Linked DNA regions of Homo sapiens: region 1 is linked to region 2. The links are chromatin loops, found by intact Hi-C in ENCODE. Cell type or tissue: OCI-LY7. All regions are shown on one strand. Links, peaks and the distances in the headings refer to the core of each region. The heading gives the core; the rest is flanking DNA. Region 1 has its middle 87 kb from the start of FBXO15. Region 2 overlaps FBXO15 (F-box protein 15).

Region 1 (2,807 bases), core at 15-2,514, 82 kb after region 2:
TTCTTGTGTTTGTGCAATACACACTGATCTTTGCACTATTAGGCAAGAATTGCTGTTGTCTTGGAATAAGATACTAAGTGGCTGTCTGCTTGCTTACAGATTTATAGACCCCATCTACCCATTTTCCCAGAACAAGATACTTTCTTTCCGTAATAAGATTCTGTTGGCCACTGTTTTGCAGCTAAATTGTGAATTTGCCCTATTATTGGTTTTGCTTAAGTGGAATGAATGGCCATGCCGGAGAAATGCATTTCTGTGGCAGCCCTGTAAAATGACTGTGCTGATGTATCTATTTAGTAAGGGCTCCATGGACAGCTGAAAGAGACCTGCGTGATGCCTGACCTGAAATTGTAGGCGTTTGCTCTTCTCTTTCACAAGGAGATAATTATGGTACATCTATAACTGTTGTAAAAAGAGATTCTCAAAGCTATACTGTATAAAAAAGTCCCCAGTCCCCAGATGGTAAAACTTTGTTTCATGGAGGGGCAAAAAACGGAAAACCTGCCACACTGGCATTAGGAAAATGTTGAAAGTTTTATTCTGGAGGCAGACAATGCATTATAGTCTCATGGTTTATGTTCCCATCACTTTTATTCCTCAGGGTGTTATTAAATTAGGAAGTATAACCATGCATTTTAATCACTGTGATTTATGAAAATCCTAATAGCAACAGAGAATATTACTTCTGTGTGCAGAATCTCCCCTGTCCCCATCTGTGGATGTGAGAAAATCGTTCCCTTAATTGTGAATATGGGTTTGAAACTTGTTCTTGTATCAGGAGTTAAATATGGCTTTTCGGACAGAATACTTAGGATTACCTTCAATTATTTTAAATGCTCTAGTCTCCCCATGAAAATGGTGAGAGGATCGTGTAGCAGACGAATGTAAGCCCTTTGTTTCAGATTTCAGCATGAGCTCTGGGTTTTAGATGTATGCATTCTCTGTGAGCTGCAGCTGATACTTTACACTTAAGTAGCAGGCTCTTGCTCGCATTTCGTGCCACTCATTCTAAAACACAGGCAAGAAAACTGTTCTTCCCCTAACAATAGCCAGGGACCCTAAGAAGGAAAGCCAGCAGGCATTTATTTTGTGCTTCTTCAGCATAAGGCAACACCCTGGCTACTTTGGATTCCAAGAGGAGAAGACATGGATGACCAGAGAAGCAGACCATGACGTGTGCCGTGTCCCAGTTCTGTTCTCTGTGGAGGGAAGAAGGGGGATGAGGTCTGAGGAGGGAATGAAAAAGTCTCCATGGGCCTTTGATGCAGGGCAGGTGAGCCCCAACTTGGGGCTTAACCCAGGAGGGTTATTGGCTTCAGCTAGGAAAGAATTCAAGGGTAAGCTGGTGGTAGAAGAAAACAGCTTTATTGAGGTGGCAGTTACAGCTCCGTGACTGCATCTGCAGAGCAGGGCTACCCACAGGTGGTGCACTGAGAGTAGCTGCTCAAAGGCCCTTCTGCAGCCGTGTTTATACCCACTTTAAATTACATGCAAACTAAGGAGCAGATTGTGCAGACATTTCTAGAAAAAGGGGGGTAACATCTGGGTCACCAGGTTGTTGCCATGGAAAGGGGCAGTGGCTTCTGCATGTTGCTATGGCAATGGTAAACTGACATCCACACTGGTGGGTGTGTCTTAGGAGAGGTGCGTCTGCTTCTTCCCTATTTTAGCTAGTCCTCAATTTGGTCTGGTGTCCAAGCTCCACCTCTGGAGTCAAGTTGTGCCTTCTACCTCACTTTGAAATATGGGTTGATTTTTGTTTTGTAAAACTGAGGTTATCCAGGTAGGAGAAAAGCATAAGGAAAAAGAAAGGAAAGAAAAGGGAAGAACGTGGGGAAAATGCAGCTTCCTTTTCAGTATTCAATACAGCCTATTTTTTAAGTATTGAGCATAACAGTTGATCTCAAAGCATAGCAAGTCCTCAACAAGTGTGTGGAAAGGAGAAGGTAGGAGATAAATCACAGGGCCAGGAGAGCTGTAGACAGAGGGAGCCACAAGTACAAGTAGGATGAGAACTGGAGAAAAAGAAAGAGCTGGGGTTCGGCTTTGGGTAGAGGCCAAAAAGACACCAGGCAAGGTGGCCCGGAGCTGAGGAGGGCCCAGGGGAAAGTGGAATGGGCAGGCTCCTTTCTTGCAAGGCCCAGTGTTTTCCTCTTCTTTGCCTAAATAATCCAAATATTTTAATATTCTTGTTACAAAGTCTTTTACTCATAGATATTATTGATATGGGTATAACAATATCCATATCAGTAATCCCAGTATGATTCTTTATTTTTTCAATCCATGCATGCTGCTTACATAGCCTATACCTTATCTACTGGCACTCTTTTTTTTTTGAGACAGAGTCTTGCTCTGTCGTAGTGCAGTGGTTCGATCATGGCTCACTGCAGCCTCAACCTCCCCAGCTCAAGTGATCTTCCCATGTCAGCTTCCTGAGTAGCTGAGACTACAGGTGGATGTCACCACATTAAGCTAATTTTTCTATTTTTTGTAGAGATGGGGGCCTCCCTATGTTGTCCAGGATGGTTTTGAACTCCTGGGCTCAAGTGATGCTCTTGCTTGATCTTCCATAGTGCTGGAATTATATGCGTGTGCCACCACACCTGGCTACTGGCACTCTTTAGTTAGGACACTTTCATAGATGCCATAAATACTTGGTGTATGTTGCCAGAGGCAATGACGCATTTCTGAGTTCTATACAACAGGCAGAAAGGTTCATACCCACCATTTCAGGAGCACAATTTTGGGAAAAAATATTAAAAGACTTCATATTTTATATAGTTTGCTATAATTTCTTTTTCTAAATA
Region 2 (2,807 bases), core at 194-2,693:
TTGAGTTTGCTGCAGACTGTACCCCCAGATTTCGGGGGACCTGGTTTCAGTTTCTTTGCAAGAGTTCTGTTGCTAGGAATGCCTTTGAGAACCACTGCTCCAGTCTCAAGGATTGTGCTGTCAAACTGTGATTCCCTGGCCTTCTTTTGCATGTGACTCTTAGGTTTGAAATTAAAACAACACCCCCACCCCCCAACTTATTACAGATTCAATATGCTAAGAAAAATTAGAACATACATGGAGTTATGCCCCCTAAATCGTCCCCATTTAAAAAGACCTTCACCAACAGATTTTGTAATCCTATGAATCAGATCTGTTAACTGTTAAACCTTGGTGTCTCTAGATCTCTTTTCTTTGTATGCATATATTTACTTTTCCTCTTAGAGAAATAGAAAAATAAGTTTATGTATTAGGTTGGTGCAAAAGTAATTGTGGTTTTTGTTACTGAAAGTAATGGCAAAAGCCGCAATTACTTTAGCACCAACCTAGTAGTATATACTGATATAACCTGCTTTCTCAGTTATACTGTTAGTGATTCAGCGATATTTATTGAATGCTGCTCGCATGCCAGGCATATTGTGGGTGCTGAACGATCAGCAGTGAACAAACCCATGCAGTATAACTGCCCATGTCATTCCAGCGATAGTAAGCAAGACAGGCAGGTTAAATGTATAGTGTTGGATGGTGATGTGTGCTAAGGAGAGAAACAGAGAAAGGACACAAAGTGCATGTGTGTGTGGCAGAGGGGACTGGATTGCAGTTTAAATATAACAGCCAAGGAAGGTCTCAGTGAGATGGTGACATTGTAGTAAATGGCTGAAGAAAGTGAGGGAGCAAGCCATATAGACACCTGGAGGCCATCAGGGACCTGTTTCTAATTCAAACACTTAACCTGGGTTGAAAAATCTATATTTTAATTGACTAGACATTGTTAACTCTATGGAGACCATGCAATTTAACCAATCTCTATACCGTTTTTAGTATTTTTTTCCCCCAGTGCAGACAACTCTGAGATGGACATTCTTGAGTGAACTATCTGTGCACATTTCTAGAAGTGGAATTCCTGGCTTAAAAGAGCATATGTGCTTTTTAAGGATCCTGGATTCCAATATCAGATTTGGCTTTCCATAACGTTTGTACCACTGTATCTTGTCTTACGGGCAGTAAATGAGGATGCCTGTTTCTTTGTAACATAGCCAGCATGAATCATCATCATTTATTTGGTATTTGCCAATTGCTAGATTAAAATTGATCCATCAGATGAATTTACTTTTCTTTGGTTCTCTTGGAAAGGCCTAAGGTAACAGTTTTTATTTTTCTGGCTTCTTATTGAGGAAATAAACAATGACAAAAAGCTGTTACTGATTCAGTAAGGTATTTATTTAATATCTTAAATAAAATTATATTTGATGAACTACAATAATATTTATGTTTAAAGTATATATAGAATTATTCATATGATGCTTAGGGTATGTGTGGACTCCGATTCTAGGTACAGCCAACCCCCACACTCCCATAGGCTTAAGGGTTACAGGTTTGGAGCTCCTGATAGGAATTGTTATTGTTTGATGAAGGAATGATAGAAATTCCCTTTATTTGAAGCTTAAGTGTTAGAATCCTTTATCAATTGTAGATATTTTATCTTTGAATATGTAATATAAGTCAATACAGACTTTACAACAATAATAACCATTTAAAAATAAGTCATGCTTTTAAATAATTTTAGAATGTATTACAAATTTGTTTACTGTGTTGACTATTGACAGTAAACAAAGTGTATTATACCTTCTAAAGTTATTTATGTCCTTCTGGAACACCAGGATGTGACTTTCTTTAGATATAGGGTCTCTGCAGGTATAATTAGTTAAGATGAGGTCATACTGGATGAGGGAGGGTCCTAAGTGCAATATGAATGATATCCTTATAAGAAGAGGCACAGAGACAGATATGCCTAGAGGGAAGATTGCTCTGTGAAGATGGGGGCAGAGATTAGAGTTATGCTGACACAAACTAAGGGACACCAAGGATTTCTGGCAACCACCAGAAAAAGGAATGATCCTCTCTAGAGCCTTCAGAGGGAGCACGGCCCTGTTGACAACTTGGGTTTTGGACATCTGGCTACTGAGACATAATACATTTCTGTTGTTCTGAGTCACCCAGTTTGTGAAGGTAGTCTTAGGAGACGAATGCAATTAGGAAATGATATTTTACTTATGATTACTATGTTAGGACCATGTTAATGGAGCCTAAGCTTTTCTCCTGTGGAAATCTGTGTTTAAACAAAATTTCTAACAGAAGTACAAAAATATATAACAGGTAGAATTATCTGATTAAAGGAGGAGAGGGTATTGCAAAAATGTCCCAATTAGCATTTCTTCCTGTCCTTTCTCCCTGTCTTCCTGCCCTGCAGAGCACAGATTGAAAACCATTGGCTAGAAAGTCATATAAGACCAAAAGTATATTAAGCACCTTTTACTGAAGCTGGGATGGAAAGGCATGTGGAGCCAGCATTTTTTTTTCCTCGGTGCATTTTTACTCTTACAGGATCTGGAAAAGTTTACCTTATGCAACTTCTTTGTTGAGATGCCAGTGGAGCAGCTGATCACTAATATTTGTGGAGGGCCTACCCTGTACCAGCTACTGTGCTTTTTTCTAGAGAGAAAAATTCACAAAGGGAAGAGGAATTTACTCTGTAGCTGCTTGGAAGCATGTGGAGACTTGTGCCTGGGAAGCAGGGCAGCCAGGTGCCAGTGGGTGATTTGAGTGCGTGCTGCATATCATGATGCTGTCTTGCGGTAGGCTCCAGG

What was found. Hi-C counts contacts between places; a loop is a spot of excess contacts. Peaks named below come from ENCODE experiments on the same cell type or tissue, not always from the same donor. Only the 100,000 strongest peaks of a DNase experiment are listed, where the experiment ranks them.
Region 1: a loop joins it to region 2, with 12 times the contacts of the local background. A loop is called at or near these places in 2 of 110 quality-filtered maps.

The regions. Positions count from the first base shown.
Region 1 is chr18:74,059,453-74,062,259 of GRCh38, reverse strand. No RefSeq gene overlaps it. Among named protein-coding and RNA genes, the nearest start is that of FBXO15, 87 kb to the left of the region's middle. In OCI-LY7, for the core only: no CTCF peak of the experiment used is centred there; a DNase peak (open chromatin) is centred at 1,449; H3K27ac peaks cover 763 bases.
Region 2 is chr18:74,141,784-74,144,590 of GRCh38, reverse strand. The region is part of intron 1 of FBXO15 (F-box protein 15); the gene reads left to right. Among named protein-coding and RNA genes, the nearest start is that of FBXO15, 4.6 kb to the left of the region's middle. In OCI-LY7, for the core only: no CTCF peak of the experiment used is centred there; no DNase peak of the experiment used is centred there.